Regions from separate parts of the Mus musculus genome. Here region 1 is linked to region 2. A link is a contact called in ENCODE Hi-C or POLR2A ChIA-PET data. All regions are on one chromosome and are shown on one strand. The core of a region is the stretch at or near the end of the contact, and the rest is flanking DNA. Distances in the headings are between cores, read along the strand shown. Region 1 holds the start of Ccdc166 (coiled-coil domain containing 166). Region 2 holds the start of Zfp623 (zinc finger protein 623).

Region 1 (7,273 bases), core at 3,804-6,303, 41 kb before region 2:
AGATTTTTTTCCCCAGAAGTCTTAGGCATTAGAATACTTGATTCTCAGGTGACTGAACTGTTTGGGATTAAGAGGTGTGGCTTTTTTGAAGGCGGTGTGTCAGAGCTCTCAGGCCAGTGGTGTTGTCACATGCCTCTAATCCCAGCACTTGGGGAGACACAAGCAGGCAGATCTCTCTGAGGACAGTCTGGTTTACACAGCAAATGCCAGGCCAGCCAAGGCTATATAGTGAGACCTTCACTCAAAAAGAAAAAAAAAATGTCCCAAGCCAGAAGACCCCAGATGATGTGCACTTTCAGTTGATGCCTGCCACCTTATCTTTGCTAATGCACGGTGGTCCCTAACCCTCTGAAACAGGAAGCTCCAAACAAACCCCTCCCTCCGGAAGCTGTCTCAAGCGGGTGAGCTATTGAGCTAAAAGCCCTTGTTGACCAAAAGGGATTTCAGCTACATGGAGTTCACACACATCTTTCAAGAGGGAGCGAAAGACAAAGATGACTGGATTCCAGATGGACAGACAAACATTCCTGCTGCCCCTTGGGGTATCATCCTTCCAGCTCCACATTTTCTTCAATAATTTTTTAAAAGATTTATTTATTTTATTTATATGAGTACAATGTAGCTGTCTTCAGGCACACCAGAAGAGGGCATCAGATCCCATTAGAGATGGCTGTGAGTCACCATGTGGTTGCTGGGAATTGAACTCCAGACCTCTGGAAGGGCAGCCAGTGCTCTTAACTGCTGAGCCATCTCTCCACCCCCAATATTTAAAAAAAAAAAAAAATCAATTCATGCCTGGTAAATCTTTGACTCTTACACTTTTGACTTGTCTCCATCATTTATGGAATTGCAGCCACCTTAATCAGGTGATGTCAAAAGTTCAGAAAAGTTGCTTAGTGCGTGTATCAGTTGCCCTGGTCTGCAAAAGAACAGGTCATGAGGAGAAGAAAAAATGTAAGAGCCCCTGTTGCTAAAATTCTGTTCTGGAGGCAACTTCAGTAACGTCTCTCTCTTTTCTTTCTCCTCCTGAGATCTAAAGATAAACCAAAGCACAGTTCTACCGACGTTTACTCTGGGGAGAGTGCTGGGTTTTATTGGGCTTCCTGACAAGTGCGTGGATGAGGAGTTGTTCTGTGAAGCGAGGGTGGTCCCTCCACCAAAAGGCTGCATTGGAAAGTCCTCCTCAACTGGGTTGGTGGCTTTTCCATACCTCCTTAGACAGAGGCCTCTGCCCTAGTCCTTTCTCTCCCACTAGCCTCTAGCTCCCCACTTAGGCCAGGTGCAATTAAAGCAGAGTTGCAGACCACAGGTTGCTGTAGACTCAGGTGAGGGTCCCATGACTGTCCTTGTCCCTCTAGGAGGGGATGTACACAGTCAAGAAGCCAAGCTAGACTGCTCTTTTGCAAGTGGGCATGGCTGAACTCCTGAAGATGGCAGGTGTTTGACTCAGAGGACTGTCATATATAGCAGCCTGATCATAGATGGGCCATAGACTGATCCCTTCTACAATGGATTTGGTCTTTTCCCAGTTTTCTGTAACAGATTAGGTAGACTTTCATAGTAAAAGACAGTATTTTTTTTAAGGATTTATTTAATTTATCTGAGTACACTAAAGTTGTCTTCAGACACAACAGAACAGGGTATCGGATCCTGTTACAGATGGTTGTGAACCACCATGTGGTTGCTGGGAATTGAACTCAGGACCTCTGGAAGAGCAGTCAGTTCTCTTAACCCCTGAGCCATCTCTCCAGCCCAAAAGACAGTATTTTAAGACCAACACCTAGTTGCCTTACAAGACTCTCATAGTCAAGTTACTTTAAATATTAATACTAAAACAGATTCTTCCTTGTCTTTAAATTTGATTTTTATGTATGTGTATCAAGTGTGGGCACGTTACAGGACAACTTACAGTATGTAGATTTCAATTACTAAAGTCTGGCCATGAGACTAGGTGGCAAGTGCCGTAACCTTTTGAGCCATCTCACCAGAACCTAAACTTAGTGTCTTAGTTAGGGTTTTACTGCTGTGAATAGACACCATGACCAAAGCAAGTCTTATAAAGGACAACATTTCATTGGGGCTGGCTTACAGGTCCAGAAGTTCAGTCCATTACCATCAAGGGAGTGTGTAGACAGACATGGTGCTGGAGATGGAGGTGAGAGTTCTAGATCTTGATCCACAGGCAGCAGAAAGATACAGATGGTTGTGCCACACTGGGCAGAGCTTCAGCATAGACCTCAGAGCCAGCCTCAGCATTGACATACTTTCTCCAACAAAACCACATCTTCTAACTAAACACAGGGGTCTATGGGAGCCATACCTATATCATGCTTAGTATCATTTTATTTTTACTTATGCTTTATTATTATCACTATTATTATTATTTTGAGACAGGGTTTCTCTGTTCAAATCTGGATGTCCTAGAACTTGCTCTGGAGACCAGGCTGGCTTCAAACTCAGAGATCTACTTGCCTCTGTCTCTCCAGTACTGGGATTAAAGGCTTGTGCCACTACCACCGAGTTACTTACACATTTTTTTTAAAGACAGGGTCTTATGTAGCCCAGGCTAGCTTTTAGCTCCTTGATCACCCTGCCACCACCTTTCAAGTGCTAAGATTACAGGATCAAACCTTCACATGTGTCCCCAAACAGTTAAGAATACAAAACGAGGAAGGCAAAAAACAGTTATAATGGTAAGGACAAAACTTTCAGAAACACCCCAGGGGGCAGCAGGAATGTTTGTCTGTCTGCCGATCTGGAAGCCAGTCATCTTTGTCTTTTGCTCCCTCTTGAAAGCTGTGTGTAAACTCCATGTAGCTGAAATCTACTTTTGTGAACAAGGGCCTCTCTGTATAGCTCACTCACTTCCTCCTCTGTATACAGTCACATGGGGGATATCAGCAGCTCTCTATGGTAGTCTTTCTGGCCCTGCTGCTTCTTCATCTAAGCTACCAAAAGCATTCCTAGTGACATCCTCAGGATCTGCTGCCGGGTGACATCTCCCCAAATATACTGAGGAACACGGTGACACTGATGGAGCCTGGCATTGCATGGCACCCAGGTTTCCTCCAACTGGGTTTTTCCCCAGTGAGGCAAATAGACAGTGCAATTCTCAATTCTTCCTTGTTTAGGAAGCCAATTTGGTTCTAGTTGATTGTGTCTTTTTTTTTTTTTCTCTCCTCCTCTCTGAGGTAGGGATCTCTGCACATAGCCTTAGGTGTCCTGGAACTCAACTCTGTAGACCAGGCAGGCCTCAAACTCAAACATCCTCCTGCCTCTGCCTCCTGAGTGCCAGGATTAAAAGCATGTACCACCACTGCCCAGCCTCGCTGATCATGTCAAAGGTCTCTTTTGCCTCCTAGATCTGTGATTGGTCAAACACTACAAACACTTTGGGCGTTGTGTTCGAGAGTACTTCTAGGTGATCTTGGCTGCTGCCCTTTTGCTTGGCAGGGTGATGGTGACGTCCCTGTACAGAGTCAACACAAGCCCGTGGTTTATTTGCTGCCACTCTGCTGAGCCCGCACCCCCCACTGAATGGTTGTCACCTCCGGTATCCACTAGCAAACCGGCACACTGCTGATGTTTTCTGATCAAGATTGAATCCTGTAAAGACACTGTCCGTATAGAGCTCATAGCAAAAAGGGAGACATTAAATCCCCGATGGACCCCTTGTATCCTCTAGATGTCTGGCTTACGGGCAAAGAAAGCTAAGAAGGTAGAATGGATGGGCCTCGTGGAAAAGTGCACTGGCCAAAAAATAAAAATAAAAAGTGGGCAAAAGAGTCCATTTTTAACCTGAGGGGCACTTAGCACTCATTAATGGCCCACAGACAAGCAGGAAGCACTAGGTCCCTGGCTTCTCTAGCTTGCATCTGGCACCTTCCTACGTGGGCCCTTTTAAATTTATCACAGATCTACTAAGGGACTGAGCCCATGTAAATGGAAAGGGGGGGAGATTTTGAACCCCAGAAGGATGGGAAAGTTTCTATGCCAATCAGAGAAGTAGGGAAAATTTTACCTCCCTGAAGAACCTAGCCAATGAGGAATTCGGAGGGGGGGGGGGATATATAGGTGTGTGTGTGTGTATATATATATATATATATCACTGTTTTGAGCCAAACTTGCAGACTAGCTACTTTTGCCCTTTCAATAGGTTGCGCAGACTTAGCAAGGCTGTAAAATAAAGTTTCCCTTTGGTTTGGCTACCGAGTCTCCAGCGCTTGGATTATGAAATGAAGACCGTTGTTCATCGTGCATTTTATCTGAAAGGTAGTAGCATTCCATCAAGGCTTTAGATGCCAAGCGTCCCCTTAGAAATGCTGTGTGGAGCTGAGCGTGGTGGTGAATGCCTTTAATCCCAGCACTCCGGAGGCAAAGGCAGGCTGATGTCTGCGAGTTTGAAGCCAGTCTGGTCTACAAAGCGAGTCCAGGACAACCTGAGCTTTGTTACACAGGGAAACTCTGTCTCCACAAATAAACAAATGTTGTGGGGAGGCTTCATCCTGAGAGCATGAAGACTTCACAAGGAAAGGGGGAGAGCTCGCTCAAAGCTGGATAGAGGAGGGAGCGTCGGTGAGAGTCCCCTTATGCTGTGGGGCCTGAAGCGCAGCTAGTGGAGTGAAAGCAAGAGCACTAAGACCCGGGTGAGTGGAGGCTGGGCACTTGGAAGTTAGTTCAGTGTCTTGAAGCTGAAGTTCTGCCTGACCTGCGACACTGTAACTGAAGAATCATGCAAGGATATAAGAAACCTTAGGGAATGAATGATTGAGTCAAGCCGTTGCCAGAGCAACAGAATGGGATGAGGTCGAGGCACTGCAACCAAGTTCTGTCTCCATAGAGGTTGTTCAAGCTGGACATCAACATTCCTAGAGCTACGCACCAGGATGCGAAAGCTGTGGTCTGGAGGGAACGCTTATATACAGATTGGCCACGGTGCTCTCTGATCCTTAATCCTGCCTGCTCTGAACCTCATAATCAGAAGACACACCCTTGAACCTAGGGTGCAGTTCTCCAGAATTTTCGGGTTAAGAAGGGAGAGTAACTGAGCTGGGGGAGCGGGTGGAGCACAGCGCTCTCATGAGTCCAGTTGGCTTGGGCCTCAAGCCATGGCGCCCAAGAAGAAGCGCGGACAAAACGCGGGGCGCAAGCAGGAAACTACAGAGCAACCGCTCTCGGAGCGCGCGCAGTACCTACAGCGCGAGTACGCGTTGCTCTCAGAAAGCCTGGTGGCCTGTGAGCAGCGGATCGACGAGGTGCTGCAGGACAACGAGTTCCTGAACAGAGAGGCGCAGCGCCTGCGCGAAGAGAACCGGCTTTATGTCGGTTACGTGAGCGCGCACGCTCTGCGCTGCGCCAACGCCGTCGTGCGCGTCGAAGACCAGAACCGCATGGATCTGGCGCAGATCCGGTGGCAGCGAGCGGAGCTAGCGTCCTTCTACCACGGCCGTGAGGACGGGGTGCGCGCTCAGCTGCAGGAAATGAAGAAGCGCGCGGAAAACATGACGCAGCGGGTGCAGGAGCTCCAGCCCTACAAGGCCAGTGCGCGCGCCCCCCGAGGACCGGGCGGGCTCCAGAGGGATGGGCGCGCTCCCTACCGGTGCGCTGATCGGCGCCCCCTGCTCCCCAACCCTCACCCCACCCCATGTAGGAGCTGCAGCTGGAGCAGCTGGCGCGAATCCGGACCCTGGAGCGCGAGCTGCTGCACATGCGCGTGGAGCACACGCAGCTCCTCCACGGGGTGAAGCGACGCTTCCTAGATGAGAAGACGGCTTTCGAGCGGGAGGCGCGGCTGCAAGTGCAGTCCCTGACGCGCCGCTCCGAGCGGGAGGCCGCACGTTCCCTCATTTCCCACGCACAGGCCCTCAAGGCGGACAACGGGTATCTCCGACAAGAACTCATGAGACTTCTCCAGAGGACCCAGTTACTGCAGGACATGCGACAGCAGCTGCTAGAGCAGCGGGAGCAGCTGCGCCGGGAGCATGTGGACTTGAAGAACCTGGAGCAAATGCACGGCTGGTTGCAAAGGGGCCCCGGGGGGCCACCGCTCTGGCAGCCACCCCAAAGCCTCCAACCCAGCTTGCGCATCGGGTCAACCAGTCACGTTTTAAAAGCCCAGGCTACGCCCCAGTCAGTTCCAACCTCCCGGGGCCAATCCATGGATCTGTCACACCGACCCTCCAAGACTCCATCTATATTGTCCAGTGAGTCTCTTCCGGGCCTATCTCAGAAGGCTGGGTCAGTGATTGCTCTCCGGAGTCCATCACATCCAGGATCTCGAGTCTCATCTCTGACTCCATCACGCAAGGACTCGCGTGTCTCATCCGCGACCCCGTCACGCAAGGGCTCCAGGGTTCCATCCATGACCTCTGGTACCTTGCGGTCGCGCGAGGGCTCTCGGATCTCTCCACAGCCCTCCTTGCGTGAGGTCTCTCCAGAAATTGACACACCTGCAAAGTCCAGTTCCAAGCTTCCCACAGCCCTGTTGGAAGATCAGGCCCCTCTCAGCCCACAGTTGGAGGAGGCAGAAAACGCTGAAGACGACACAGAAACTGTCTTGGAGCAAGCCTGAACCCACACGAGGAGGCAGGCCAGTAGGGCATAGGGTGGAGGACAAACCTTGGAAGATTTCTTGGTGCATAGATATGTTAATAAAAGTGTTAAATAAGCTCTGTGACGCTCTGACACTTGCCTGGGTCGATGCCCTTGTATTTCAAGTGAGCAGAGGCCTGCTATTCGAGCTACAGCAGAGCTGGTTGTATCCTTGGCTGCTGGAATTCGATGTTCTTCCACCAACAGCCAGCAAGGCAGGCAGGCTTAGGGAAAGTTGGGTAGTGTAATTTCAGCAGCAGAGGGCAGATTCTGTTCTCAGCACAGGGAGAAGTTACTGGGCTTTTCCAATGCTTTATATAATACGCACACACACATATGTATGTAGGTATGTATATGTATATATGTATATACATTCCAATTTAGGGAACACTGCAAGAATTATTAGGAATTCCCATTGCCACCCATCTAGATGAACAGGGATGCATGTTATATATTTGGTACTTTCAGCCATCCGGGATTCTGTTGGAGACAGTTATGCCCCTTAATTTTAAATATATCCCTGTGTTTACTGAATAGGACTTTGACCTGTTTTCTTCCGGTGCTGGGTGTTGAACCCAGGGCTACCTCCTGAGCTACAGCCCAAGCCCTGTCCCAACTTTCTTCAAGACATGATTAAAATTAGGAAATGCACCTTGGAGAAAATACTGTAAACTAAATCATA
Region 2 (6,447 bases), core at 3,826-6,325:
ACTGGTATAGAATCCTTTCCTGCATGGACTGGTGAGATGACTCAGCGGTTAAGAGCACTGACTGCTTTTCCAAAGGTCCTGAGTTCAAATCCCAGCTCAAAACCATCTGTAAGGAGATCTGACACCCTCTTCTGGAGTGTCTGAAGACAGCTACAGTGTACTTACTAAATAAATAAATAAATAAATAAACAAACAAATCTTTAAAAAAAAAAAAAAGAATCCTTTCCTGCACCTTACCTGCCCTTTTCTTCCCATCACCTGTGTGAGACCAGCTCTGGCTAGATCCCACCTGTTTTGGATCTGTCTGAACTCTTGCTCTCTACACTGACAGCTCTGACACCCTAAGGGTGTGTCAGCCATGTTCTATACTCACCCAACTCTTCTTTTTAATCCATCACTAGAGCTCTAGAGACAGCTCAGAGGTTGAGGGTACTTGCTGTTCTCATAGAGGACCCAGGTTCCCAGCCCACAAACCGATGGGAGCTCACAACTGTCTGTGACTCCAGGGGATCTGATGCCACATTCTGACCTCTGTGGGCACCAGGACCACATGTGGTACACACACACACACACACAGACACACACGAACACACACAGACACACAGAGGTAAAACACTCATATGCATAAAATAAGCATTTAAAATATCTAATGTTTTTTCCTACCCCTTAACCCTTACTTCAGTGAGAGGAAAGGCAGGGAGACAGGAATGGCCACTTCCACCACTGACCTGCGTTCCCATCAGCCTTCCTCCCTCTGGTTTCAGGAATCAAGCTGTACTTAACCTGAAGAAGGTCCTCACCTCCACTTGCTCTAGGCCTTCTCCCATCCCATCTCATCAAGCCACCGCGCCCTCCCTCTTGAGATAAAAACCTCTCTGCTCCTCTAGCCTGCCATTCCAAGTCAGCACACAGTAATGCGAGTTCTTCCACTAACTGGGGAAAGCAAGCTGGAAGTGACACAGTAGGGAACAAGAGGCCTTTGACATCCTGTAGGTGGAGCATCAGCATCTCACTTTAAAAAACTAAATGGGGGGCTGGAGAGATGGGGCGGGTAAGAGCACTGACTGCTCTTCCAAAGGTCCTGAGTTCAAATCCCAGCAACCACACGGTGGCTCATAACCATCTGTAATGGGATCTGATGCCCTCTTCTGGTAAGTCTGAAGACAGCTACAGTGTACATAGATATAATAATAAATAAATCTTAAAAAAGAAAAACAAACAACTAAATGGTACACTTATCTAGTCTCAAGCACTCTGGGGAACGTCCCAATTTCCTATCTCAAAGAACATGAATACCAAGCTAACTTCCCAAGTTCTAGTTCCTCTCCAGTTACTGTCTCTCCTCTCCACAATGACACTCAATGGTCACTGAGTTTATCTTACATCTCCTCTCCTCTGTTACTTTTTTTTTAAAAAAAAGATATTATTTATTATGTATTATGTATTATTATGCGCTCTCTGACCTGTAGGCCAGGCCATTATCCTGCACCCTGCTCCTGTCTCAGAACCTCAATGCTCCCTCTACTGGTGTCTCTCAAGGCACCAGGGTGACAGTCTTCTAACCTGTCTTCACACTCTCCTCCTCCACGGCCTTTCTACAAAGCCAGCAGGCTGACCCTTTCAAAGCATAAATGAAATGGTGACTTTCTATTTTAAAACCTTCAAGGCTCTCCAATCCCCTCCTACCACCATTCTTCCCCAAGTATGTAGGTGAATTAGCAGGAACACTTGAGTCACTTACTAGACAGTTGTGGTGAATATGCTTGGCCAGGGAGTGGCACTATTAGGAGGTGTGTGTGGCCTTGTGGAGGAAGTGTGTCACCGTGGGGGTGGGCTTTAAGAGACCCTTGTTCTAGCTGCCTGGAAGATAGTACTCTTCTCCTATTTGCCTTTGGGACAAGACAGAAAACTCTCAGCTCCTGCATACCTGCCTAGATGCTCCCACCCTGATGATAATGGGCTGAACCTTTGAACCTGTAAGCCAGCCCCAGTTAAATATTGTCCCTTACAAAAGTTACCTTGGTCATGGTGTCTGTTCACAGTGTGAAACCCTAACCAAGACAACACTTGAGCTCAACCTTTCCCATCACCCCTTCTAAGAGCTGGCTGTTCTCAGGGGCCAGTGCTCTGCTCTGCTCCATGCAAGCCTGAAGCTTCAGAACCCCTAAAGCTACAGCAAGGCAGTGCTGCCAGCCCGTGGCACCAGAGTCTCACTGGCATTCAGTATAAGGAAGTTCAAGGCAACCCAGCCAGCCACAGGGTTTGGCAAGGACCTGCATACGCTCACGTTTTAGAAACCACCGATACCTTCTGACTTTTATTATTTTATGGAGTGCTAAGGATGGAACTCGGGATATTATGCATGCTAAGCAAGTGCTCTACCAGTGAGCTGCACCTCAGCCCCTTATATCAGACTTAGAATGACTACGCTACCTGGACACAAGCCTGCAGCTGTTTACAAGAAGAGCTTAGAATCATGTGTGCCTCTCGGTGACTCTTACAACTCGGCAGCTAGAGATGGCTGAGCAGTTAAAAGCACTGACTACTCTTCCAGAGCACCCGGGTTCAAGTTCCCCAGAACCCCATAGCCGCTCACAACTCTGTAACGCAAATTCTAGGGGATACAACGCCCTCTTCTGGCTTCTGAGGGTACCAGGTACACACATGATGGACAGACTAACAAGCAGGCAAAACACCCATGCTGCAAGATAGGATCACACAGTGAACACCAAGATACTGTTAGCTCAGCCCTTAGCACACACCTTTAATCCTTCTGGCTGGACTACAGACACACCCTTAGTTCACACTTTTAATCCCAAACAATGAAGGCAAAGATAGTTTGTACAAGGAAGCACCCATGTTTGGAAGTGATGTCTGATTGAGAGGCGGACAAGGTGACAAATCAAGAAAGATTTGACAGAACAGGATATACCAACTCTTACTAGAAGAGAAAAGAAAGGGAAGCCACTTAAGGGGCCCGCAGTCTAGAGAAAGAAGAGAGGCAGTTTTACAGACAGTTTGAGGAGAGAACGAGCCAGAAGATTAGAACAGAGTACCAGACTTAGTTGGAGGCCAAGCAGAGCAATTCAGAAGCCAGACTGAGTGAGTCAGCTGGGAGACAAGTTTGATACAGAACAGCTGAGTTAAACCAGCCAGAAGATTCCAGAAAGAACCAGAAGGGATGAGCTTATTCAGCAGCAAGTCTCAGGGGCTGAAAACAAGTTTAGGCCTAGATTAGATTGGACAGAGGCTAGAAGCTTCCAGGACTAGCAAGCTAGGAGATGGAGGCAGTAAACCTTAGAGACAACAATTCCATCAGGAGAATAAAAACCAACATTAGACACCCATACACATAAAGAAAAACAGGAGCAGGAAAGCTTGCATCTCTGCAGCCTTGGGAATAACCAGGCGGGCGGGCCTCGACATGGTGTCCCTGACAACCTGTGGATGTGCCACTGCAGCTGTGGAGGTAGCTGGGTGCTGTGTGTGCAAGGCATGCTATTTGAGGTCAAAAAGAATAGAGCGAGTGACTGGCTGCTCTCTTAGGACTCCTATTCCAACCTCTACCTCTAGCCCCTACATACAAGGATCCTGCTGACACAAACAGTCTTCTTTTCCTAACAAGCCCAGGGCCTTTTAGCAGCCATTTTCCATAAGCCAACAGAGCAGTCAGAGGGCTCTGTGATTTACTTCAGAGACACCACTTTGTTCTAGCCCACTGCTTCTCTGGCATCCCGTCCACTTCCAGATCAGACCATAAGTCTTGTAGGGGAGTGGGGGTACTTTCCCAGGTCTACCCTCTCTCTATATCATCCTCCAACGCATTCCAGAACCAGAAATCCACCCCCAAGGCTCCAGGAGTGTCCATAGCTGCATGTGTTGGCTTGTGAGGTTTCTCTATACCTCCCATATGAAAAAAGAATGCCATCATTATGCCAAGTATTAAAACAGATACAATGCCACATCCGTGACAGGAACAAAGGTCTGCTCTCTGCCTTAAAACTTGATGTGTATATGTTTGTTTGTGTGTGTGTGTGTGTGTGTGTGTGTGTGTGTGTGCGCGCGCGCGCGCGAGGGGCATGGGGAGTCTGATTTCTTCGTGATCAGAAGACATTTGTTTCTTTCATTGTAATGGGTCTCAAAGGAACGATGTCTAGAAGAGCACAGGGCGATTGTGAATATCAGCTCTCCACCTGGAAAACTACTTGAGTTTAGAACTGTTCTTCTGCTAATATCCCGGGAAACCTCTAGCATAGCACTCAAGCCCTGGGGACTCCTGGACCACGGTGGGGCCGGGTGCAAAGAGGACTAAATGTCCCTGGCATTATCACAGAGATGTCATAGACGTTGACTCAGACACTTCATGGAATAGAACAGCTTGTATGACACCTCACCCCACCTAAGAATCCTCCTTCATGACATACGGAGCTGATTCTGTCCAACACACATATTATCTTCAACCCCTGAAGCACTGGGGTGCCTGCACTGCATCCCCTCGGACAGAGGCCGAAAGGACTGAGGGAAGGCAGAAGGCAGGAGGGCAAGGTCCAAGCCGAAGAGCAGCGTGGCGCGCACCTGCATTCCATCACCTGAGCGGCTTAGCCTTCAAGCAGCCATCCGGGGGCCCGACCTGCAGGCGCCGAGGCCGAGTGTGCAACCCTCGAGGGCCTCGATGTCTGCGGACGATCGGTCCATGCATCTACCGCCCGCAGCTCGGCGAGGAGACGCAAGGCTCCGGCCCGAACCAAGCGAGGAGCTACGGACAGAGGCCAAAGCGAAGTGCAGCCGGCCCGGGACACCAACCAACTCGCTGAGCCCCGCCGGTCACGAGCCCGCCCACCCGCGCGAGCCGCTCCGCCTCACTCACCCGGAGCTCGGCGGCGAGAGGACGGCGCGGAACCAAGCCGAGCAGCATCCAGGCGGGTAACCCCGGGCGGCCACAAAGCCCGCACCGCTGCCGCACGCCCCGGCCGGAAACTGCCCGAGGCTCCGCCCGGAGGACATCCGTAGGCACTCTAGGATAAGAATGGGGGCCGGGGCCGTCTCCCTGTCACAGACTTCCGGGCCAGATTCCTGCGGTCAGCCGGAGGACCCAGTGCGCAGACGCGGTGGCTGAGAGCCCTGTTTGCGCACGTGGGTGTGGGATTAGCGGCGAAGCTAGGCAGTAGATGTCGTCAGACTTCCCTGGAAGAGCTGGGAAAGGCAGGCTCTTTAGAGAGCTTTTAGTAAAGATTTCTTGTTGGTTGTTAGTGATGGTTCTGTATGTAGCTTTTGGTTTTAGCTTTGAGCGTTTAGAACATCTTTATCATTATCTTATGTGTGTATGCCTATGGTGGAAAGACAACTTTGAGCCGCTGTGCCTATGACACAACATCTTTGTAATAAACCACTGGAGACTCAGAGTAGTGAAATCGAGGCAGTTTATTTTACAACTTTGCAAAGTCAGGTGTGAGCCTAGAATGCCAAGCTCACTCACTGATGGAGGCAGAACTTTATTTTATTGTGTGTTTTAGTGTTTTGCATGTGTGTATGTCTGTTCACCATATGTGTGCTTGGTGCTCCTGGAGGCCAGAAGAGGGCATTATATTCTCCTGGAAATGGGATTATAGACACAGTTCTTAGCTGCCATGTGGGTGCTGGAAATCAAACCAGGATCCTTTGGAAGAGCACCAACCAACTGCTTGATCTTAACCCCAAGGAATCTCTTCAGCCTCGTGGAAGGTACAACCTTAAGAGTCATCTAGGTCTTAACAAAAAAAAAAAAAAAATTGTGTGGGTTTATCTCTATATTTTATATCCTGTTTTTAAAAAATCTGCCACTGAAACTGCACAGTGCCAAGCCTCAGCTGCCCTCCATGAACTGTTCATGTCTTCAAAACCAGTAAGTACCACCTGGGTGACTCTTATGCTACCAAGTTCAGCTGCCAGCATGAGGGACAACCTTGGCTGCTTCTGGAACACAGCTTCTGTGTAGCTCTTAGGAAATACTTAGAAAGTTTTTACCTCAATGATGCTAGTTTCTTCTTAATCACTACTAATTCTTCAGCTGTAGCTGACCAGCATCGAGTATCACAGCAAAGCAAAGGTTTCACTTTAGTAGTCCTGGTATCTTGTTCATTACAGCTGATTCTTCAGCCTCAGCTAACCTGAATCCCAGAATCTTTTTTTTTCCATTTTTTATTAGGTATTTAGCTCATTTACATTTCCAATGCTATACCAAAAGTCCCCATACCCCCCCCCACTCCCCTACCCACCCACTCCCCCTTTTTGGCCCTGGCATTCCCCTGTACTGGGGCATATAAAGTTTGCAAGTCCAATGGGCCTCTCTTTGCAGTGATGGCCGACTAGGCCATCTTTTGATACATATGCAGCTAGAGACAAGAGCTCCGGGGTACTGCTTAGTTCATATTGTTGTTCCACCTATAGGGTTGCAGTTCCCTTTAGTTC

What was found. A loop is a pair of places that touch in the nucleus more often than their neighbours do. ChIA-PET counts read pairs that join two places held with the same protein, here RNA polymerase II (POLR2A).
Region 1: a map of heart shows a loop between it and region 2 (2.7-fold over the local background). The contact joins the promoter of Ccdc166 here to the promoter of Zfp623 in region 2. A Hi-C loop is called at or near these places in 5 of 37 maps with a recorded cell type or tissue (heart, left cerebral cortex and regulatory T cell). POLR2A ChIA-PET finds 5 or more read pairs at or near these places in 4 of 5 experiments (Patski and embryonic stem cell).

The regions. Positions count from the first base shown.
Region 1 is chr15:75,980,065-75,987,337 of GRCm38, reverse strand. Ccdc166 (coiled-coil domain containing 166) reads left to right here and starts at 5,053. Exons shown (of 2, transcript NM_146059.2): 1 at 5,053-5,537; 2 at 5,651-7,273. The coding sequence starts at 5,109. The coding sequence ends at 6,571.
Region 2 is chr15:75,939,580-75,946,026 of GRCm38, reverse strand. Zfp623 (zinc finger protein 623) reads right to left here and starts at 5,075. Exons shown (of 2, transcript NM_030199.3): 1 at 4,868-5,075.